Regions from separate parts of the Mus musculus genome. Here all the other regions are linked to region 2. A link is a loop called in an ENCODE intact Hi-C map of the cell type or tissue named here. Cell type or tissue: left cerebral cortex. All regions are shown on one strand. Links, peaks and the distances in the headings refer to the core of each region. The heading gives the core; the rest is flanking DNA. Region 1 holds the start of Zfand6 (zinc finger, AN1-type domain 6). Region 2 holds the start of Fah (fumarylacetoacetate hydrolase). Region 3 overlaps Zfand6 (zinc finger, AN1-type domain 6).

Evidence for each region. A loop is a pair of places that touch in the nucleus more often than their neighbours do. Peaks named below come from ENCODE experiments on the same cell type or tissue, not always from the same donor. Only the 100,000 strongest peaks of a DNase experiment are listed, where the experiment ranks them.
Region 1: a loop joins it to region 2, with 3 times the contacts of the local background. A loop is called at or near these places in 15 of 42 quality-filtered maps.
Region 3: it touches region 2 in a loop (6-fold over the local background); 18 of 42 quality-filtered maps call a loop at or near these places.

Annotation. Positions count from the first base shown.
Region 1 is chr7:84,685,699-84,693,596 of GRCm38, forward strand. It overlaps Zfand6 (zinc finger, AN1-type domain 6), which reads right to left and starts at 4,259. Exons shown (of 7, transcript NM_001360578.1): 1 at 4,048-4,259. 2610206C17Rik (RIKEN cDNA 2610206C17 gene) reads left to right here and starts at 3,942. Exons shown (of 5, transcript NR_038175.1): 1 at 3,942-4,116. In left cerebral cortex, for the core only: a CTCF peak has its summit at 3,597; a DNase peak (open chromatin) is centred at 4,299; H3K4me3 peaks cover 1,925 bases; H3K27ac peaks cover 1,078 bases.
Region 2 is chr7:84,603,082-84,610,979 of GRCm38, forward strand. Fah (fumarylacetoacetate hydrolase) reads right to left here and starts at 2,861. Exons shown (of 14, transcript NM_010176.4): 1 at 2,562-2,861. The coding sequence starts at 2,642. In left cerebral cortex, for the core only: a CTCF peak has its summit at 3,486; DNase peaks (open chromatin) are centred at 2,871, 3,500 and 3,901; H3K4me3 peaks cover 1,956 bases; H3K27ac peaks cover 1,787 bases.
Region 3 is chr7:84,676,371-84,684,268 of GRCm38, forward strand. All of the region lies in intron 1 of Zfand6 (zinc finger, AN1-type domain 6), which reads right to left. Among named protein-coding and RNA genes, the nearest start is that of 2610206C17Rik, 9.3 kb to the right of the region's middle. In left cerebral cortex, for the core only: no CTCF peak of the experiment used is centred there; DNase peaks (open chromatin) are centred at 3,069, 3,836 and 4,772; H3K4me3 peaks cover 1,725 bases; H3K27ac peaks cover 752 bases.

The sequences.
Region 1 (7,898 bases), core at 907-5,906, 82 kb after region 2:
TGAGTTTGATTCCCCAGATCCACAAAGTCATATTCTGACCTCCATAAATGTTTTATACCATGCACATATGCATGCACCAATCATCCGCAACATACATGCAATACTAACTTTTTTTAATATAAGTACTGGGCTGGAAGATGGATCAGTGGCTAGGAATGCATACTGCTCTTTTAGAGGACCTGATTTTAGATCTCAACAGCCATATCATACAACTTGACTGTAATGCCAGCTCTCAGGGGTTCAATACTCATTTCTGGACACCTCCCCACCCTCAAGAAACCAGTGTTCACTCCATGTACACACACAAACACACACACACACACACACACACTCTTACTTTTCAGATGAAATAAAAATGTAAAAGTAATAACCAAGATATTTTAAAAATTCAATGAAGTAAACAGGGGTTAGGAGAGAGGAGAAAGGAGGAAGGCCTATAAGCAAATACAAGGGAAATGAAGAGCCAGAAAAAATATTTGCAATACAGAGTAAAAGACTGCTATCCTAGACAGATAAAAGGCACAATAAAAAAGATCTTACAAGTATAAACACTGAATCATGGCCAATCTGAACTAGGACACGCTGCAGGTAGATGGTACACATCAGCTCCAGAAGTGCAAAATAGCCCACAAATAATCTCTCACATTCACCGCATATTCAAAGTACTGCATCTTAGGTTAAATCAAAATATATTTCACTGCCTTTCTCTTGTCCTAGGGCCACGAGAAAATTTTAAATTAACATGGCTCAGATTTGCAATTTGCATTCATTTCTATTGGCACAACCAGTGTAGGTTATATAAACCACAGTAAAACTGTGTCTGAATTTTATCTCATGGATCGAAAAGTCACTGAAGGACTTTGAGCCTAGGACTATCATATCTATAAACACATTCAGGGCTGGCAAGATGGCTTAAGTGGGTAAAAGTTCTTGCTGGGCAAGCCTGAGACCTGAGTTTGATCCCAAGAACCCATGTAAACATAGAAGAAACTACAAAGTTGTTCTGACCTCTACATACACACATTTCACTTCACTTTACATCATATCACATACATACACACCCACACACCCAGAGAGAGAGAGAGAGAGAGAACACACACACACACACACACACACACACACACACAAACATCTTCTAGACACTAGAGCAACCAGCACAGACTATAGGGAGCAAAACCTGAAGGAAGGGTAACAATTAGATGAGTACGATTATCATCTTCTATAAAACAAAGGAGTGGGGACATTACATTTGGAGTAAGTTTTGAAAGTGGAGCCAGCCTATCCACATTTAGAACCCTTAGAACACCTAGACTCACACTATCCTGCCTCAGTCTCTGGAGTAGCTGGGACTACAGTGGCATAAACAAGACACACACACACACACACCCTACACACTTTGATAAAAATTTTAAGAAAAAATTTGAAATGCTTATAAAGACTTTAAAATGAATGTTCATGTGCATTGACTCAGCATCGGTACCAAGACTGAATCCTAAAGAAACATGTAGTAGCTTAGGAGATACAAAATACACAGGAAGACCACAGGTATGCTTGACAAAATGTTAATTAACAATGCTTATCTGTGGAAGTACTTGTGTTCCTACACATCTTCAAAATGTGGGAGAAATCCCCAAACTCTCTGTCAGTGTGATTTGTAGTAAAATATAGAACTAAGTTTTAAAAGCAGAAGCAACTACACTATAAAAACAAAACATCTGCAAGCTACAAACATCAAAAAAATGCCCCCTAGCCAGATGTGGTGGCACACGCCTTTAATCCTATCACTGGAGACAGTTGACTGGGGGAATCTCTATGAGTTCCAGGCCAGCCTAGTCTATATAGAGAGTTCTAGGCTTTATAGTGAGACCCTATCTAAAAAAATTAAAAAGCTCCTCTCTCATGCCTTCAACAAGTTATTCAAAGCATACACACACATGCGCGCACACACACACACACACACACACACACACACACACAAAGGAGCAAAATTAAAAAATTAAAGACATTTGTCTAGAGCAAACCCTAGGACATTCTTAAACCTAAAAAATACTTCAATGTGTGGTTGACAAGTCTTGAAAAACTTAGTACACTCACATAGTCTTCTCAAAAGTGGCGGAGGGTCACGTGGGTCCTAATGTTTCCCTTAAAGGATCTGCTCTCTGACACTCTCCCTCCAACAAAGCCTGTGCCAACTAGGCAGACAAAGCTTACTCCAAGTTTCTTTTGCAAGACGGACGGTTTTAAGGCAAAGAAGACTCCTCAATAACCTGCCAGAGACTGCAGGGAGGGGAGGAGTGGTGGAGAACAGACAGGGTGGCTTCACAAAACATGGAGTTTTCTCCCACTTGCTGGTTTTGCCCTGAGAAGTACCAAAGGGTGCCAAACTTTCCACAGCCGGTTTGAAGGGATTCGGTGTAGAGATTAACAGAAATCTTAGTTCCTCATGCAAACATAGCAACTAGGAACCAGTCACAAGAACAGTGAGTCTTCCTGATTAAAGGAAGGAAGCAGAATCGTAACGTTTTCATCTCTATTTTATTACTGATTGCCTACAACTTTCTACCACGATCTACAGTATTTACTTTTCGACAGGCAACTTGGGCAACAACAGCTGCAAGAAGAAAAGTTCCCAGAGTACACTTGTTAGAAGCAAAACAAGAAACACCATCGAAACACTGGGGTGAAGGGAGGAACACAGCATTAAGAAACAATGAAATGGATGAACCACAACCATACACTATCTGTCCAAAGTTCAAAGGGCAAGGAACCTAAAGTGACACTGTTTGAAGAGATTAGTGTGTGACAAAACTAATTTTTAAAAGGCTAGAGAATGAGCAAATCCACCGAGTCTAGAATGTTTATTTACCTCAGTAAGAAACAGTAAACTGGGTTAGGCCAGATAAGAAACTCGTGAACACATACAAGTTTGAGTAATGTTCTAGTTCTGGCTCTGGAGTGAGGAGTCTGAAAGTTTATGTTTTCTCTCTTTATAGTACATTGTGTTGTGTATTCTCCCAGGACTGACCATTACTTTAAAAACTTTGTGATATAACTCATATTGTGAGTTTTGACATTAACACAGGAAAGTATGGCTGCAGTCAAAACAGCAATCAAGCCTGAAATTTTCCTATCTGTGCCTATTACCCCTCTTACATGTTTGTCTCCCCGCCCCACCCCACCCCCACCCCGAGACAGGGTTTCTCTGTGTAGCCCTGGCTGTCCTGGAACTCACTGTGTAGAACAGGCTGGAATCCGCCTGCCTCTGCCTCCCAAGTGCTGGGATTAAAGGCGTGCGCCACCACGCCCGGCTTACGTGTTTTTTAAATGTTAAAAAAAAAAAAAAAAAAAGGAAAAAGGAAAAATTAAGACAATGTCTTTTCTCCATTTAAATGTTCATGGTTTACCAAAAAATTGTCCCCGCAGGCCTGGAAATAATACATAAAACAGCAATTGCCATAAAATACTTCATAAATAATCTCAAAAGCCTACGTGGCATTTTAATTAGGAAAAGGATAAATTTCGAATATAGTTTGAAAGTGACGTTTAATTTCGGTTTTCGGAACCACTAGGTGCTGACTACCAAGCTAGTTAGCATGCACGGCTTGGAGGTGACCCCAAGGCCCCAGTTCCCACAAACGCCTGACAATTCTGGATGATGATGGCAAATCACTGAGTTCTGATAGAGTTAGATTGACTTCAGACGCCACACTCCGTGTAGCTTGTTTACGCATCCAACAGTGAGAAACTTGAAAACGCTCTCAGAGGAGCAGAGAGCTTGGAATCCCGGAGACTCCCTCTGAGCCTTCTCTAGCCTCAGCCTACCAAAGGGACGTGAGGACGCTGCCCGGCGTGCGGCAGCTGCTCCGGACTGGCCCCAGGCGCGCCCACCCCGACCCCGAGCTCAGCGCGCGCCCGGGGAGCCCGGGACCGCGCCCCACCGGGACCGCGCCCTCCGCTCGCCACTGCGAGGCCACCTGCTGCGCCGCCCGCCGCTTCCGGCTCCCAGGCCGCCCGGAGGCTGCGCCCACCGCTGCCCGCACTCCTCACCTGGCGGCGGCCCTCTCCGCCGGACGCGCTGCCGCCGCCGCCTCTCGCCGCCGCTGAGAGTGAGGACAGGTGAGGCCGCCAAACCCCCACTCGCTCCCGGCCCGCCGCCGCCGGCCCTCCGTCCGCTGTTTATTAAACTTTTCTGTTTGGCTGCTCGGCCTGTGACGCGGCCTCAAGGGAGCGCCCGCGATTGGCTCTCAACGCGCGCTGACGCGGCAGTCCCAGCCCGCTGCCTAATTATGACCGGCCCGGGCGGGGCCGCGGGCCGGAGGCGGCGTGGGGGCGGGGCCGGATCTCGGAGAGTGCTATTATTGGTCAAGGCATTTGAGGGGCGTGGCACAGAGGCGCTGCTTTTCTCTCGGCCACGCCCCTGCCTCGGCCAGGTCAGCGGGCTAGGTTAGCTTTTTGATGTTGCCTCAGGAGCAAGAGGGCTCTGGTGCAGACTTGGGGGACGGCGAGGGGATGGGGTGTCTGATGACGTAGCTCCGGGCTCTGCATCCTCCCAGGGATAGACTACCCTTGTCTAGAGCTGGTGTTCCACCTGCGTAGTTTGAGAGACGACATAGATTGAGATTCTGTTGCCCAGGCCCCTAGAAGACCAGGAGGGCCAGCCCAAAGTGCCAGGTCTGAACTCTGCCCTGTCCTGAACCACGATTTACAGAGAGCGAGACCTGAGGCGTGTGTGCTCGCTTGTGTAATACACACCTACACGCCTGGACTCGGGAAGCCCCCTGGACCTTCTCGCGGAAGCGGTAGATTCTAGTCCAGCAGCCCTGCACAGGTTGTGCGGGAGAAGTGGGGGACAGCTCTCCTGAGATTTCCCCAGCCCAAACAGGATTGCCTAGAGTCCTGTCTTTATTTGAAATTATGTTATTTTGTTAGTCTTGGGGTTGTGCCTTTTGGTGTTTTACAATGTTTATCTTTGTCACTGTGCTCTCTTTACCTATTTCCCTGAAATTTCTGCCCTATTTTTACAGTAATAGGGGCTCATGGTCACAAGGTTGAGATACGGCTAACCATGTGTGGTTTGGGCTGCTTTCTGTAATCCTGTAGAATAAGGAGGAGACAGAATAGAGGACATGGTGGAGGTCAGGTAGAATTCTTTGAAGAAAAGGTGGCATTTGAAAAATTCTTATGACTTCATGGAAAACGAAAGGAAGTGTTCCTGAAGAGGGCTTGGGAGAAACACACAATGCTCTTGTGAGGTGACAGACAAGTTTCTGGGGCAGGATATTCTAAAATAAATCACCAAAGCTAAGCCTGGCCAGCCACCGTGGCCCAGGCCTTTATACTTTCAGCATGGAGAGGCAAAGAAAAATATACCTCTGTGAGTACTAGGTCAGCCTGGTGGATATAGCAAGTTCCAGGGTGACCAGAGCTAAGTAGTGAAACCCAGGGCCAAATAAAATAAAGCTAAGCCTGCTGTTCGAAACCAGAGCAGAACAGAAGGTCCCTACCCAGGGCCTAAGGGTGTTTTTGAGGCACATTCAACCCATTCAAAATTTATATTTAAGGTTGGAGTAATGATTCAGCAGTTAAGAGCACTTACTGCTCTTGTAGTGGTCTTAGGTTGGGTTCCCAGCATCTGCGTGGTGGCTCACAACTGTCAAAACACTCATACACTTGAAAATAAATCTTTAAAGCCAGGTGTGGAGACTCACACCTTTAAACTCAATACTAGGGAGGCAGAGGCAGGTTGATCTCTGTGAGTTCAAGGCCCATCTGATCTACATAGTGAGTTTCCAGACAGGCAAGGCTATGTACAAAACCAAAACCAAAACAACAACAACAACAACAACAACAACACACACACACACACACACACACACTTAGAAACATGGGCTAAAACATCGAGAGGATTTTGCCCAAGAAGATGATCTGTAATAGGGGAGACAAGGCTATAGATAGACTGGGAACGGTTTGAGGTTCAATTATGGCAGGCCTAAAAGGTCAAAGCGAGTAGTTATTTTATTTAGTAACATATAAGAACTTCTTAGACATGAGGAGGGAAGGAAAAGGAAGGGTGGATGGATCCTGACAGCTAAAAGATGCTGCAAGTGTCAGGAATCATTTTCCAGCCTGGAATTCTTTTAGGGTTCACTAGTTTCTGGCCGTTGGGAAGGAAAATTATATGAGAAGAATGTAGAATTTCGTCTAGGGTTTAAATTGTTGCTCAGGCACTTTTTGACTTACTACATTGAGCCATCTCTAATCTTTCTATGTCCTAAGTTTAGTGAGTGATGAAAAGATTTTTCCACCTCTAGAGAGGTAATTCTAATGGAGGGCATGCAAATAAACCTAATAGCAAACATCTGTATGCTGTGAATTATAAGGTGATATGTGACCTAGATGGAGAAGGTAACTATATAAACAGATGCTTGAAGGCTGTTGGACCAGGGACAGTAGTCAGGATAGGCCCCATGGGGAAGAGTAGGTTTAAATAAAATAAGTGGTTAGAGTATCTTGGTGGAGATTCCAGTGTGAGGGATTAATAAGGACCATTCTCAAGCCAGAAACATAGAAAAGGCTTAAGTTAGTGGATCCTGTGACCTGGGAAGATGAAGTTGTGAATCAGGTGGACCTGTGAGGTAATATAAAACTCTTACTATAAATTAAATGGACCAGCACAGGGTTTTAAACAGAAAACATGAAACACCATAAATTTTAAAGGATAATTCTATGTTGAAAGTAGTCTCAAGAACACCAGTGTTAGCAGCAAGACCCCATATGGAAGGTTCTGTGTGACTCCATGTAAGTGATAATGGTGCCTTGCACCCAGGTGGCAACAAGGGTGGCCACAGGAAGAGATCAAATTTGGGACACATTTTAATGGTAGAGCCAACTGTGTTTCCTGATAGGATGGTACATTTTCACTCTATGTGGAATGAAAGAGAGATCAATCGGGTGAAACTGGGTTTTGGCTTGTGCAACTCAGAGGTAGACCAAGACAGAGGTTTTCTTTTTTGTAGACATTGCATTGGGCATTGCCACACATCCAAATAGAAAGGTAAGTGTTGTAGTTGGATATTTGACACTAGGGTTCACAGACGAGTCAAATCCCTAAGTCATTAGAACATAGTAGCTAAACTATGAAAGTGATATGGAAAAATGACTGTGAAGAAAAGCAAGGGATGAGCCCTAGGCATGGGTTTGAGAGTTCACAGACAAGAGCAGAAAGAAGGCAAACACAAAGGGTTAACAGAAATGTGAAAGAACTAGTGATTTAAAAGCCAAGTAAGAGAGGATCAGAGGTGAGGAAGACACAACATCTGGCCCAACACTGAAAGTAAATGTGCCCAGCATGATCTAGGCACCCAGGAACTCCCCCGACCACTGGCACAGGTTCCTTCCAGTCTGAGCCTGTGCCCTGAATAGACCTTGGGTGCCAACTCTACAGCCAGTCCCTCAACACCCAGAAGAAGCTCCACTCCCAGGCAGTCTAACATGCTCAGCACCATAGGATTCCAAGATCTCAGGATCCCAGGAGCTTGGTCACACCAGGATTACAGGGTCCCAGAGGCCCTTGACTCCCAGAAGCTCTGACACACTCAGGATCTCAGGATCACAGGATCACGCAGAGAGATGAACTCTGAGGAGTTCTGACGCAACCAGGATCACAGGAAAGACAGACCCCAGTCAGATATAGCAAAGGCAGGTAGCACTAGAGCTAACCAGATGACGGGAGGCAAGCATAAGAACATAAGCAACAGAAATTAAGGTTACTTGGCATCATCAGAACCCAATTCTCCCAATATAGCAAGTCCTGGATCACATCATCACAACTGAAAAGCAAGATTCAGATCTAGAATCACTTCTTATGTTGGTGATAGGGAACTTTTAAGAAGGTCATA
Region 2 (7,898 bases), core at 1,581-6,580:
TGATGGATTTCTTTTATGCCCTGTAAGAGCTCTGCATGGGTTCAGATAATTACAGAGGCCCAAATATCTTGTCAAAGCTGGTCTCTGACCTCACAGCACCGAGCATGTTAGAAGATTTCACCTCCTGGAACTGTCCTAAGCCAGGCTTCCCTGGCACCTGAAGCAGCAGTTTTGCCATATTCTAGGAGATCCACGAGAGTTGAGAGGTGGAATTCTTGGCTGTGTCTGTCTCCGGTGCCTGCTCCTTTCAGTGGGCTAAGACAAGTAGCTACATGGCAGCCACCAGGGGTTAGGGATAGACCAAGGCCACATAATCCTTAGAAGCTTCCCTGGAGAACCTGTATGTTCTCATCTCTGCAATTCCCTGGGCCTCTGTTTCTCCATTCTGCTTCAAAGATCAGAAAGGTAAGTGGATTCAAGTGAGGGATCCACTCAGGTGATGTTCAGGAAAGACCCAGAGGCAATCATCCTATGACTTGCTGAATGCAAGGAGGAACCTTTCTCAGTGTGTCCTCTCTGACCTGATCATAGGCATTATCTGCCTAGTTATATGTGAACAAGGCCTAGCAATTGTATTAAGTCATTTTAGTGCTTTGTAAGCTCCAAGGGAGGAAATTAATGGGTAGTCTTACCCAGCTCAATGCCTATAAATCATGACAATAGCTGGAATACCAAGATATCCACAATGCTGTAATAGTGGCACTTGCATTCTGAGGGTAACCAACAGCTGTCTAATTGGACTCAAGGCCTGTGCTCAACAGGAGAGAATTCAAGCCTGTTACTGTAAAAACCTAGCCAGCTGCCCAATGTTGGAGAGATAATACAGACCCAAGAGGAGAACCTCCTACTGCCATTTTCCTAAACCAATTAAATATACATATCTCTCACCTATCAAAGAAACTTTTTTTTTTCAACAGATGAAATGTAAGAAAAAAAATCATCCTGGGGTGCCCAGCCCCAAGACATAGCTGTAACACTCCTAAAGCTCAGGGAAAATCACCCAAGAGGGAACAGAAAGAATGTAAGAGCCCGAGGCTAGGGACGCCTGTTGATAGGTCACATTCCCTAGACATGTCCAGGAAAATGTACCTAGAAACTCTCAAATTATTATTACGAATAAAAAAGAAACGGCACGGTGGCACACACCTTTAATCCCAGCACTTAGGATACAGAGGCAGGCAATCTCTGAGTTCAAGGTAAACCTGGTCTACAGATTTAGTTCCATGACAGCCAGGGCTACACAGGGAAACCCTGTCTCAACAACAACAACAACAACAACAACCCCCAAAACCCACCACTACCATCAAGTCCCCCAAATAAAACCAAGATAGTAATGGTGATGATGTATGATGTCTAAAAAGTCTCTAACTATTGAAGGACAGTAACTTCAGATTCCCCTGGGAAAGCAACCCACTTACTACCTAGTCCAGTTCTCTCAACGTGCCTGACTGCACAAATGTCCCTGCCTAACCCACTGGAATTCCCAGAAAAGGCTGAGAGCATGTCTGCTGAGGGCAAAGTATCAGAAGAGGCCAGAGGGAGTATTCTACTTCCACAAGGCGGTTGGTTGGCTCAGGTTAAGGCTCCACACACCTCAAACGTGGAAAGGACAACAAGTTAACTCTGTGTCCTTGCAACATCTAGTCATGCCTGGTGGTTGTGAAAGCATTACCTGACTCTTCTGACCAAGGCAATCTGCACAGGCAGGATATGAAAGGACAACAGATGTGGAGAAAGCTATACACTGCCAGGAACCACTTCCTTTCTTTCTTCCTTTTGCTGGTGCATGCCAGCCAAGTACTTTAGAACAATGCTACCTGTCTGTACTGGCAAAGATATTCATACTCCTTTTATGGTGCAAACAGTTCCTACACACAAAGCTGAATCAACACTATAAACAAGCAAAATAAATAAAACAAAAACAAACAAACAACCCTCCCCCCAAAAGCTCAAGCAGAAAATAGCACAAACATTTCAGAGTGATATGCGTTGCCCACCCAAGGATAGGATAGATAACTCAGCTCCACTAAACCATTTGCAAAGATTTCTTTCAAGTCAGACTATGTGTACAAGTCAAAGTTCATTTCTCCTGCCCCATGAGACCTGTGGTTAGTTCAGTGAATGCCTAGCAGTTCACTCTAGAGCAGAAAGAATTTAGGTTAGAGGTAAAAGAAGCCTGTGTCTTAGACCGAAGTTTCTAGGCCAGGAAGTGCTCAGAGGAGTTGCTCGAAATTATGGGAGTCAGCTGGTACTTTCGAGGTTACAGGGTTAAGGACTAAGCAGTGAAGTGAACGACCACCCGCGTTTTGTAAGGAAATTATGCGTCCGTTTTTGGGTCACAATCGCTTAGGCCTGCTGCCCAGGCAGGGGTGATAGCTCCCATTTCTCTATGCTCTGGTTCTTGCACAGGCCCATATATACCCACATATACTTAATTTCCGTAACGTGCACAGCTATGGGTCCTGAGCGGCACTGTAGCCACAGGCGCTCTCCCCGAGGCTCTGGAGAAACTGACCAGAACTCCCACCTCCCGGCTCCCGAGCCCAAAAATCGATGCTCACGTTGCTTTGAGTGGAGAAAACACCATAGGGCAGGTTTTGGATGGGAAAGTCGGAGTCCTCGGCCACTGGAATAAAGGACATGCTGACGAGCACCGGGCAGCAGAGCCCACGGCGGGTAGGGGGTTGGCTAACGGGACTATGCTTAGGGCAAGGATCAGACTAGCCGAGGGCCTTTAGATTCAGGGACCGCCCCGAACCCCGGGCTGCCCTTCCTCCAGCCAATACCCGGTACCACCTGGCACACACCCCTACCCGCCCCACTGGGACCGCCTCCCCACCCTAGTGATTCTTTTAGCACCCGCCCCGGAACCGCCCCACACCCTTCCCTCCTTCCCTACCCTGGGTCCACCCTCCGTACTATCCAGCACCCGCCCCGGGCCACCCCATTCCCACGCCTCTCGACTGTTCCGCATCCTTCCTGGCCAGCCCCTGCCTTGGAACCACCCGGTACCCGCCCTGAGACCACCCCGTTTTCTTCTCGGGCGACCTCTACGAGTCCAGGACCGCCTCATCGGTCTGGATATACAAGACATTCTCCTCATCCTCCCTAGATGTGCCCGGAGCCCTGGGATCTTCCCGCCTTCGCCCCGCCCCAGATGTGCCCGGAGTCCTGGGGTCACCCCACCCTCATCCTGCCCCCGAGATCCCGTCGTGTCCACGCCCTGCCTTTCCCCCTCACCCCACCCCCCCCCATCTCCATCCCGGAACTGTCAGACCGTTCCGCCCCTATGTCTAAACCTCCCCCTTCCGGGTCCAGCACCTGGATCCAGGTATTGGTCTCACCTAAAATGCCCAAGACCCAAAGCCCCGCCCCAGTAGGTGCTTTATTTCCATAATCTCTGAGGCCTCGCCCTTTTGCAAAACCGCCCAGCCTCCCTTATGAGCCAAGCTTTTTCCCTGACCCCACCTCCAGAATGCAAATTGGGATCCACCCAGTGACCCCATTCTTTTGTCTGGGACTGCCTCTGGCTCCTGTGGTGTCACTGGATACTGCAGAGGATTTGTCCCCAGTTCATCTGCCTGTGTAGCCTTGCTCAGTCAGGGTCCAGAGACCTTGCCCTGAGCACTGGTGAAAGATGGAGTTGGAGCCAGCGTCTAGAAGTGTGACACGCCTGCGTTAACGTCTTGGTGTTCTGCCTGTGCTTTCTTCCGTACAGTACTAGTGGGGAAGGGGGTCTACTTCACAGTAGAAACAAGAATTCGATTAGTTAATGATAGTTGACTTCCAAATGAAAGAGCGGGAGGAAGACCTATGGACTCTGGGACCAGAGATGTTAGAAGTTTGGCTAGTTACTGACTAGAAACGTGGGCGTCCATGATAAAGTGAGATCTCACGGGAGTACCCCGCAGACTGGGGCCGTGTTCGTGCAAATGCTTCAGAAACACAATCTGATAAAATAAAAACGGGTTATTTAAATTCTTTTTTGTATTGTGGAGACATGACTTATGGCCTAAACTGTGATCTATTTTAGAGAAAGCTCTGCTGAGAATTTGTGCTTTCTGGCTGTTGGAGGGTGTAATGTTTAATATTGTCAACTTCACTATCATATTTAGAATCACCATGGAATCACATCTCCACGTGTCTGTGTGTTTCCAAAAGGTTAAATGAATGTATGCAGCATCACCTCTTGGACTGGAGGCCTTGAATAAATGATAGGAACATGGAGTTGGATAGCTGTATTCATCTTCTTCTGCTTCCAGGCTGTGATTTAGTGTGATCAGCCTTCTCCCCAACCCTGCGTCATGCCCTCCTAGTTCCCTTCCCTAGTATGGAGGGCCTGTATCGCCTCAAACTATAAGCTTAATCTTTCCACCCTTAAATACTTCTTGTCAAGTATTTGGTCACAGCAATGAGAGTAGTAATGAATACAGATGGAATATTCTGGAGATGTTTGTTAGGTTGGTTTAATCTAAATTGAACTCTAAATCTACTTTATTGAGTTTTAGTCTGTATGACCTACCTACTGATGAGAATGGCGTAGCAAAATCACCCAAGATAATTGTATTGGAATCTGTTCTTATTAAATCATTGGTGTTTGTTTTATAAAACGGAGAGCTCTATCCAAACTTTAGTGCATGCTTATGATTGTTATATTTATGATTTTTATTAATCTGTAAAGTAATCTTTTTATTAACAAGTAGTGCCTTAGTCTTTTCTAGTTTTGGTTTGACATCTACTTTATCAATTATCAGAATAGCAAAGTCTACTTCTATTCATTTGGTAAACTGAGTGGTGCCAGACAGGTATATTTCTTGAAAACAAGAGACAGTTGAATCTTGTTTTTTAGTCCCATCAACAAGTATACCTCTTTGAACTGAGAAAGATGATTTACTTTAGGTAATTGCTATAATCATTATTATTATTTGTTTTTTGGAGTCAAGGTTCTCCTTGTGGTGCTGAGGCTGCTCTGGAACTCACTAAGTAGTCCAGGCTAGTTTCAAAGTTGTGGCTACCTTTCTACGGGCATCATCATGCCTAACAATTCAGGCTATTATTGAGGCATACTAATGCCTATAAATTTTGTAGTGTTTTTTCTGATAGGTTGGGGTGTTCATTTTTCCCCATTTGAATTCGGAGTTTGCTTACTTACTGTGTTGGGCACAATAGATAGTTCCCTAGTTCTCCTTTGCTAACATATTCCTCTCATGAAATTTATTCTTTACTGTGTTTGGCTTGCTTCTTTCACTCTGTGTTCAGGATTCTCCAAGTATACTCTGTAGTGCTGCTGGCTTAGTGGTCATTAATTGCTATTATTTGTCCTTGTCTGAAATGACCATATTCTCCCATCAGTTTTAAAAGATAGTTTTGATAGGTTAGCAGTTATTTAATTCAGGATTTGAAATCTCTCATTCCATGCTTTTCTGACTTTCCAGGTTTTCTGTTGAGAGGGTCTGATGTTATTTTGATACATTTGTTTTTGTAGCTTGATACTTTTTTCTTCTTTCAGTGTTGTTTCTTTTGTACTTTTGTACATTGTATAATGAATTTCTCAGGGCAATGCCCCTTGCATTTGTTTTTCATGTAGTATCAATTTTTTTCCCTGTAATTTCATTAAGCACATTCTCTGTGTTTTTAGTTACTTCAGACCCTTCCACCCCATGGATTCTTAGATTTGGTTTCTTATTTACCAGAGTTCTTGTAAGTTGTGTCATGTTTTACCTCTTTTCTTCCTTCCTTCCTTCCTTCCTTCCTTCCTTCCTTCCTTCCTTTTTCTTTCTCTCTCTTCCACCCTCCCTTTTTTCTTTCTTTCTCCTCTCTCTCTCTCTCTCTCTCTCTCTCTCTCTCTCTCTCTCTCTCTCTCTCTCTTTCAGCATTTCTTTAATCCCAGCACTTGGGAGGTAGAGGCAGGTGGATCTCTGTCAGTTTGAAACCAGCTTGGTTTATGTAGTGAGTTTTAGGCCAGTCATGGCTACATAGTGAGATTCTATCTCAAAACAAACAAAACTCTCAATTCTCTTGCTGAATTTCTTATCCATTTTGTTTACTTTTTCATCTCTGTTGCTGACTCTTCTCCCGGTCCTGGAAGCATTCCCTTCCTTCATCTGGTTATCTGTATACTCCCTGAAGACATTAACCATTTTTCACTTGTAAACTCTTCAAACCTTCATCCAGATTTTACCTACTCCCGTCCCCCATGTATATATGTGTATGGCGGTCTCATGTAATCCTTGTTGGTTGGCCTCAAACTTACTATGTATCTGAGGGTTCTCTTGAATTCTTGATCCTCCAAAGTCCACCTTCCGAATTTTGAGGTTACAGGTGTGTACCACCAAGTCTGGGAATGTGGTGCTGGGGGGATAAAGGGCAAGTGGTCTACCAACTGAACTATGTTGTCAGCCCATCAACTCAAAATTACCCTACTAGATTCTAGAAGTGTCACCTGTAAGTCTGCTTTGTTTTATGAAAGGTTCAAGGTTTATATCTGTACTCATTTTTGCTGTCTGAATGCCTAGTCACCTCTTACTGCTGGTTGAGAAGGCCCTTCATCAAAGGGTCTTTCTCTCCTCTGTGAGACCAGTTTATTATGGTATGTTAATGTATTTCTGTTGCCAGTGTGAGTCTTCTTTATGGAATCAGTGTGGTTAAATTTTGGAGTCTGTGTCAATTTTCACCTTGCGGGTTTTTTTTTTAATTAGTTATTCTGGACCTGTTTAATCATACTGATCCAAAATTTAACTTGCTGGGATTACTGGGATTGCACTGAGTTTACCAAGCAGAGTGGAGAAGAACAGACTGAGTCTCCCCAGCACTGACTATGGACCAGCTCTCCTGTTCTCTTCATCTTTGATTTCTCATTAGTTTTTTAATTTTTTTCCTGACATAATTCTTACACTTACCTTTACTTAGACCCACAACTAAGTATCTTTTTTGAAGGTAAAGCAAACTTAATTCTTTATTCAAAATGTTCACGCTGGTATGAATACTGACATGTTTATATAATCTTAACATAGTTGCTTCTAGTTACCAGAGTTATGCTATTTCTTTTAGATTTTTCTAGATAGATGGCATGTGAAATGCAAATGAATGCAGGTTCTCTCTTCCTTCCCAATATGAGCTTTTCCTAGTATAAAAAATAAGCAATATGAAATAGTATGGAAGGATGGAACACTTTTACTTGTGCTTCAGAGGTTAAGTATCCATTTTTAATATATTAGGAGGTTTGGGATACAGTTTCCCTTTTCTTTTAATCTATAAAGTTTCTTTATATTCCTAGGATTTTTTTTTCTAATCATGAATGGTTGTTGGATTTTTCTATCTATATTAATATAATGATGATTTTCTTAGATTGATGTGGTATCAGAAAGACATCTAGCCCTGTAGACCAAGAATAAATCCTGCCTCATTATGGTATATACTTAAGTATATGGTATATACTTTTAGGTTCAAAGTTTTGTTAAGGACTTTTGCACTAGCATTTATGAGAAGTAGCTGTCTGGTATCTCACAATGTATTTGACAGAATACTAAATATATTCTCTCAGAGCTGGGGAGATGTCTCAGTGGATAAGGACACTTGCTGCCCTTAAACAGAACCTGAATTTGGTTCCTTGTAATTCCACTTCCAGAGGACCTGATGCCCTCCTCTGACCTCTGCAGGTAGTAGGCTGCAATGAGGTGATGTATGGTTTGTGTGTTCTGGGCCCAGGGAGTGCCACTGCTAGGTGTGGCCCTGTTGGAGTAGGTGTATCAGTGTGGGTGTGGGTTTTAAGACCCTCATCCTAGCTGCCTGGAAGCCAGTATTCTGCTAGCAAACTTCTCTCAGGTCAGCCTTCATCAGGCCTACCTGGACACTTATTCTCCCACTTTGATGATAATGAATTGAATCTCTGAACCTGT
Region 3 (7,898 bases), core at 1,957-6,956, 74 kb after region 2:
CCCATTAAAAATTTTCCTTTTATCATTGAAGAAAAAAAAATTACATTTTTAAACATTTTTCCTTCTATCCTAAAAGAATAAAATATGACTATTGGCTTTTTAGATATTTTCCCAACATCTAAATCAATACAAGAATTCTCTTCTCTGTAGTCACAAAATTTTACTCTTCCTCTGAAGCTACGGAATGAAGAGGGCAGTCCTTGTCAACCAGCGACCAATGGAGCAGAGATGCAGGAGAGAAACTGAGAAAGCATTCAGGCTAATCATTTTTCAAAGTTCCAGTGTTCCCCAGAGCACATAAATGAGTAAACCCTTACCTCAGTAACTATTAAAATGTAATCAATAGGCAGTGCTTAAATGGCTGCTAGTAAAATTATTATGTATATAATTATGTTCATCTCTACTTAATGTGGTATGGTTAAATTTTTAAGAAAATTAGACATTTTCTCTAGTTCAGAATAAGGGAAATAAATATTTATGATAGAAATAAAAATTTAAAGGTTTTTTCTTCTATTGCAAACCTGAAGAAATAAAACATGTCTGGGGGGAAAATCATTCACCAACCATAACAAAACAAGTTGGCATTGACTGCCCCCTCCAACCCCCACACCAGCACACTTCTGACTTTCTGGAAACAAACATCAAGACAAGAATACCACTAGCAGCTGTGAAAATGATACTAAGTCATCAGTAAATTAAAAAAAAAATTTACAGGAAAATTAGTTCATTTACAATGCAAAATGAAATCGACTAAGTCAAGCATATATGTGCTATAGTACTGCTATCATTATCTTTACTAAGTAGTTAGTAATTTTGAATTTTGCCTTAAAACAACTTTGTTCTTTATTCTGCAACACTGGTTCACCAGCTCCTCAAGCAGATACAACCTATCACACCTAGAGACTAGCTCCTGACAGGAAGAATCAGCACCACTGGAAAACAAAGCCTGCCCCTAAGCACAGGCATGTCTGAAGCCACTGTGTGTATACAATTGTCTTCTTTACCTTTCACTGAAAACCTGTAGATGCTGGAGAAGTGTTAATACATTATTTTCAACCCTGGAACTACACAGTATAGTTCATCTTACATGTATTTTTAAAGTCTCAAAGTACAGAAACATAGTGACAAAGGCTATTTACTTATTACAAGTTCAGAAACAGGTAATAATTGCTCTCCTTAAGACCTTCTCTAAAACTGTTCCTGGTATATTTTCTTAGATGAAAATGGTCTTTTTGGTATAAGCTTACAGAAGCAACATACACTCAGGAGAGCTGGCACCAAGAAAGCCAGTATAAAATATTAAGCTTTGAACATGCTGAGAGCAATACTCATAATAAATAAATAAAACAGCCAACAGAGATATACAATTGCTCACTAAAGTGGGTAAAAATGTTCCCAATTTCTTTCAGCTAATTTTAATATCAAGAAAATGGGTTTAGATTCATCTATATCTTTAAAAATGGGGTTTAAAATAGGCTATTCGCTTAGACAAAAACTAGCCAACAACTCAGAGCTCCAAAGGCACAATATAACAAAAAATTAAGGGGCTATTCTCAGGGAACCCTGAAGATGTCCTGTGGGCGGCAATAGAAAAAAGCAAAATCTTCCTGGAAAGCAATTTAGCCAGTGAGTGTTGACATCCATTATCTATGTAAGCCTACTCCACAGGAGACTTTTTCCTAAATAAATTACTATTTTGCAAAAAGTAAAGCATTGAAGTATACAGATATACAGTCATTGTAATACCATTTAAAATACTGAAAAATTAAGAACAATCTAAAGGAAAAGACAAAAGACTATATTAATACCATACTAACTCTAGAGGACTGCAAAGCTATCAGAACTAAACAGTTTTAACTTGAGATGTCCAGTACATAATTTTTCACAATTGTTGTAAAATTCAGGAATATAAGCTACAGAGGTAGAAGGAAAATGAGGCCATGCATTGTACTGTGAGCATACATGTGACTTCCTGATTGTACTACAGTATTGCTTTAGCAATAGACACAGGAGAAAAGCATTGATTTTAAATGCTTCGAGTGATCTGGAACAAACAGCACAGCAGACACAAACACCCTGGCTGGGAGGGCTGGGCTGGCACCTGTCCTGACTATTAAAGGGAACTTTTTATACCTTGATTTCTGAGGGCAAAAGGCACAGAGGAAAGAAAGAAAATTTAAAAAAAAAGAAAGAGAGAGAGAGAGAGAATACTGAGGTGTGCTTCCAATTATTCAGGTTAAAAAAGGTTAAAAGATCCACATATACTTTTTTCAAGTTTTGATAGCCCACCTATAGCTCTTAAAATAAAACACTATCCGCTTCCTGTTTTAAAGGGATACTAATCCCTTCAACCTTAAAAAAATGAAATCTAAAGAAAGTTTTATTTTACTATATGTAACATTTATCAATGACTTTTCTACAGACAAAGCTAAAACTGTGAAATATTAAAATGTCAACATACTGCTAAATTTAAAATAAACTGGAGATAAAGGGGGAGTGGTACACTAAGTAAAAAAAAATCAAACACTTGGAATTTCCATTTTTTAAAAAGAACAAATTTCTCATTCTTTTAGCAAATTAACAGTTTAGATTTAAGGAAAATGACAAATAGACCTCCTTAGAATGTCATTTATAAAAACTGACAAATGACTGCTTCAACATCTGATTTAAGAGAAAAGCTTGTTAGTGAAGATGATTTTGATTCAAAGGTTTTTACTGGCACTCACATTCTAAACTAAAAATAATAATAAAGTCAAGTTTGATGCTCTGAGCACCTATTTCCTGTTCAAACAGCCCTTTTGTTCTGCTTCCCTGCTTAATTTTAATGTTCAGTTTGCATCAGAAAATAGAAACAATGACAAAGCCGAGTATACACAAAAGCATAAAGGAGCCAAAGTATAAAGTATAAGATTATTAAAAGATTAGAACAAAAATCCTACCAACAAAACCTCCACAATTTTCTGTTTGCTTCACCTCAGATTAACTTCACTTGAAGCTGTACTCCAAAGCAACCAAACCTGAATACCAAGCTCCACCTCCCGCAATTCTAGTGGCCAGAGAGTCAAATCTCCTCCCTGTTAGTGAGGCTGAGAGCTGTGATTGGATACGACTAATATCCATTATTTTAAAGAACTTTTCCTCGCTAGCAGGTTAGGTTAAACACACTAAACCCCTGGATAAGCTGGTTTCTTAAAGAAACAGGCTGTAATGTTTCAGTTTTCCCATCATAAGCAATTTGCTTTCTTTTGTTTGGGTTAAAATACAATGAAAATTCACAGAATCAACTTTCGTTTACTTGAGGATAAGCTATGCAAGATTCACACTTCTAATATAAATAATGTGGCATTTTCACAGAACCACGGATATAAAGTTATGGTCTAAACAGATTTTCCCTTTTAACAGAGTTCAAATTTTGTCTGAAAAATTGTGAGGATCTACACAAAATTCACTATAAATTTTGCTAAGAACAAACTGCGTGTGTTCTGTAAGACATAGTGAGAGGAACCATTAACTTAAGAAAAAAGAAACAGCATTTAAAAAACAAACCCTAAATGCTAAAACAAACACTCATTTCTAAGCTAAACCCTAAATGCTAAGAGCCACTTCTAAGCTATCTGTCAAATTCACTGAAACAGTCTAGGGTATCAAAACACACTATAAAATTCTCAGTGGCCCTAAAGACTGCTATTTCCTGTTAAAACTGATTATTCACGGCAAAAGGAGATCTAAAGACACAAGGCAACTTGTCTAATGGCACATTCAGGAACAAAGTTAACTTGTTTATTTCACAGTGTTAAGGATCTAACCCAGAGCCTCAAATATGCTAGACAAGCCCCCTGCCATGGGTCCCAGGTAGAAAGTTCAGGGAGGTTTCCGCCACCCTCTCCGGAGTTGTTTTACTTATTTTTGGTTTGTTTGGAACAGAGTCCTTACTATATAGCTCAGACTGGCCCAGAAGTCACTATGTTGTCTTCTAAGCAGGAGGTTGCCTTAGATTCCCAAGTGCTGGGAAGGAAGGAAATTATTATTACCAAATGTAGATGAAATGTGTGTTCCCTTTAAACTATCCAAGGTGCTGTGCATAATGGCATTTTTTACTAGACTCTTAAAGAGACATACACTACAGAGATTCTGACTTTTAAAGAAAAAATTCCTACTGTCAATTATACATGACTACATTTGCTGTACTTTATGGTTTAATTAGAATTACTTACATTTTAGTAGCTTAGCCCAAACTTTTTTTCTGACATTTTAAGCATTACCTGATTCAATAACTAGTATTTAAGATGTTTAGTAAAATACATTTTCCACTTCTACCAATACTTTAACTATAGCTGGTAAAAATAACATAAAAATAAGGCATTTTAAAGGAGTTCTTCTGATTTCCTGATTTATGAGAAAAAGTGAAGCTGGCCTTGAACTCCTCCTCCTACCTCTATCTCCTGAGTTCTAGGATTGCAAGCAAGTAGCACCATGCCTGCTACAACAGTGGGTCTTAAAATGTTTTCAATAAGCTTATGTATTAAAGAATTTTAAATTTAAATTTACTATTTTCAAAGTTCAAAATCTTTCTCAGAGAAAAATTCTATGTTTGAACAGAAAGCCAACAAAATTGTTTTGAATACAAAAAGAAGTCTTTGTAACAAACTAAAAATTCACATAATTGCAACTAGACATGAATATGGAGCAATACCCTGGTGAAGCCCAAACAGCTGCATATTCTATTATGCCCTTTAAGTGGACAAACTGAAAGAGCCAATTCACAGAAGCTTAGTCCCAAGATCCTTTGCAACAACTCATTGCTTTGAATGCCTGGCACTTCATGAGTCAAGTTCAGGTTTTCTTCCTAGTGTGAGACACTCTTGAAAAACAACATTGGAAGAGAAGTACAGGTACAATTATCAAAAAGAAAACATCTAATTTTCAGTGCAGACTGAGGAAGACAGACCAAACTTTTACAAGTGAGAGGGAAAAAAAAGTTAAAAACTGGCAAACAGGATCAGATTGGCAAGAGAGCTCAGCAAGCAAAGGCACCTGCCACTGATCCCTTCTGATCCCCAGGACCTACATGGTGGGAGGAAAGAACTGACTCCTACAAGTAGTACTCTGCCTCCATATGTACTAAGTAAGATAGATATACACTGACATGCACTGAAAATAAATATTCATTTACTTTTTTTACAATTTGGCAAGAATGGAATGAGCAGACAATTTTGAGCACCAAACAAACTACTTCTCTGGGACAATTTCCCTTCAAAGTGAATTACTTGTAAGAAAGACACTAATCATATGTTAGCACAGCGCTAATACTAACACTAGTCTATTACCAAGACAACAGAGGGAAGATGTGAGCTAACTGGGTTGGTACATGCCTGTACTCCCACCACCAGGGAGGCTGAGGCAAGAGGATAACCACAAGTGCAATGCCAGCCTTGACTACATACCAAGATTCTATCTCAAAACCACAAAAACAAAAAAGAAGAGAAAGAACATCAAGGTGATAATCATCATTTTAGGTACATGATTAAAATTAATGTGTTTTAGGCTATGTCTAAAAGCAGATGGCCACAAAAACAAGTACAAGGAAGCCATATTAAACCCAGAAGCTATGCAGTCTAAACTACATGACAACATCGCATGGTTAGAACAAAGAGTCTGCATGAAGCTGTTGAGAAGCTTTGTGTGTGACTACGCCATTTTCTAAATATCAAGTAGTCAGAGAAATATACTGTATATTCTTTATAGGAGTCCAGACATTTTCCCAAACCTAATCAGCTCAAAAAATAAATAATAAAAAAGACAATAAACCACCAATGAACAAAATAAACAACTTGGTCAGACCTGTTTTGATGAAAATAATCCTATCCAGGGCTGGGGGTGGGGAGAGACTAAAAGCACAGTTGGAAAGTACTTGCTCACTATGCACAAAGCCCTGGGATTGATCCCCAGAACCACAGGAATTTCGCTTCCAGGCACTATATACAAGGCATGCCGATAATCCTACCACTCAAAAGGTGGAAACAGGAAGATCAGACATTTATAGTCATCCTTGACTACTAATATATAGTGTCAGGCCTGTCTACACTACAAGAGACATTGTCACAAAACAAAACAAAAACAAACAACCTAAAAAGAATTGTACCCATTCTTACAAAAGCAATCCTGTCATTCTCTCTGGACAGAGCTGGTGATGTACAAAGTCAGGGAAAAAAAAAAAAAAGACACCACCCTCGACTTAAGTGTAACATGCGAGGATCAGTGAGAATAGAGTCTGAAATCAACTATCCAAGTGATAAGGAAAACAATTTTCAAAGCATACTCCCCTGGCAGACACATGTAACCTCCAGCAGTGAGAGATGTGCTTTAATTTGCAACTCTTGGTGTGGTTTATCTTCTTACCAGGGGTGGAAGAGAGCACAAAGTGTGTATGCTTAAGGGGTTGGCCATGGCCCATTCACCCATGAACTGCACACAAAGGAAACATTAAGAAAATTAAGGCAAACTACAGATAGGAAAGAATAATCCAAGCTGATAGAAACACACTCTTTAAAAAGAATCAGTAACCTGCTTTGTTTTAGGTCTATAAAAGGATTAAACAAGGTCACCAATAAGCACAAATTAAATGGGGATCAAAATAAGAAGAAAAAATGTAAGGAAAAACATTCATAATTTCACATATTAAGATGTACTGTTGAGGTTAGAAGCAAAAATTATTTAATAAAAAGGAACATGCACAAAGTAAATGTTCCATGGGTCTAAATGAAACTTCTAGATGGAGAAAAAGAAACTGCTTTTGTTTTCTTGTACCTACTTGGTTGCCTAAACTAGAAAATATAAGTAAAAGACTAAAAGACAAAGATTAATTATCAGATAGCTATCAAAAAGATTATTTTTTTTAAATCACTGCTACAAATAAAGCAATCTTACAATTAATTTTTGAAAAGTAGAAACTGAACAGATAAGTCTCTTGTCACATATCTTGCTTCTGGAGAGGATCCAAATTCAGTGTCTAGTACCAACAATTGGGTGGCTCACAAGTGCCTGTAACTCCAGGGGAGCTAGCTAACATCCTCTTCCAGGGTCCATGGGTACCTACACTCACACATTTACAACACCCTTCCCCACCTGCTGAACACATATACACATATTAGACAATAAAATCATCTTTTAAAAAGAGTCTCTTGTCTGTCAACTTACTGCCTCAGCACTATCTGAACATCATACCACTGGGTACCACTGCCTGCTGAGGATGCCAAGGTCAACAAAATGAACAAAGTCTCTACCTCTTTAGAAACTTGTGAGAAGAGTGAGAACATGTCCAAATAAAATTAACTAGAGCACGCATTTCCAATTTTCTGAGTCAAAGATTAAAATGTAAAAATTCTAACATTTAAATATATCATTATTCAATACACACTTTTTTGTTTGTTTGTTTGTTTGTAGTCCTGGCTATACTGGAACTTGCTATGTAGACCAGCCTGGCCTTGCAAAGATTTGCCTGTCTGTGCCTTTGTGGGCTGGGGATTAAAAATCACCTACCATCACATTTTGTTTTAAACGTTTATTCTTGTTTGAAAACAAATGCCAATTTTGTAGTTTAATTCTGACTTACCACATTTTAAAAGCTAGGCATGGCTATTTTAATTAAAATAATGTGATCATAAGCCACACCCTTATAAAATTAAGATTAACTTTTATTAATGCAAAAGACTCCCTATCTCTCCTATCCAGTGTAAGCCAATGGCTACTGAGCATCTACAATGTGACCAATATAAATGTGGGACTGCAGTTTAATATTGTCATTTTAACTGCTTAAACAGCCAGAGGGGTTGGTAGTTAGCAGACCAGAAGCACAGCACTGGTGCAAGAAACAAACACTAGAACCATGCTTGGTTAAT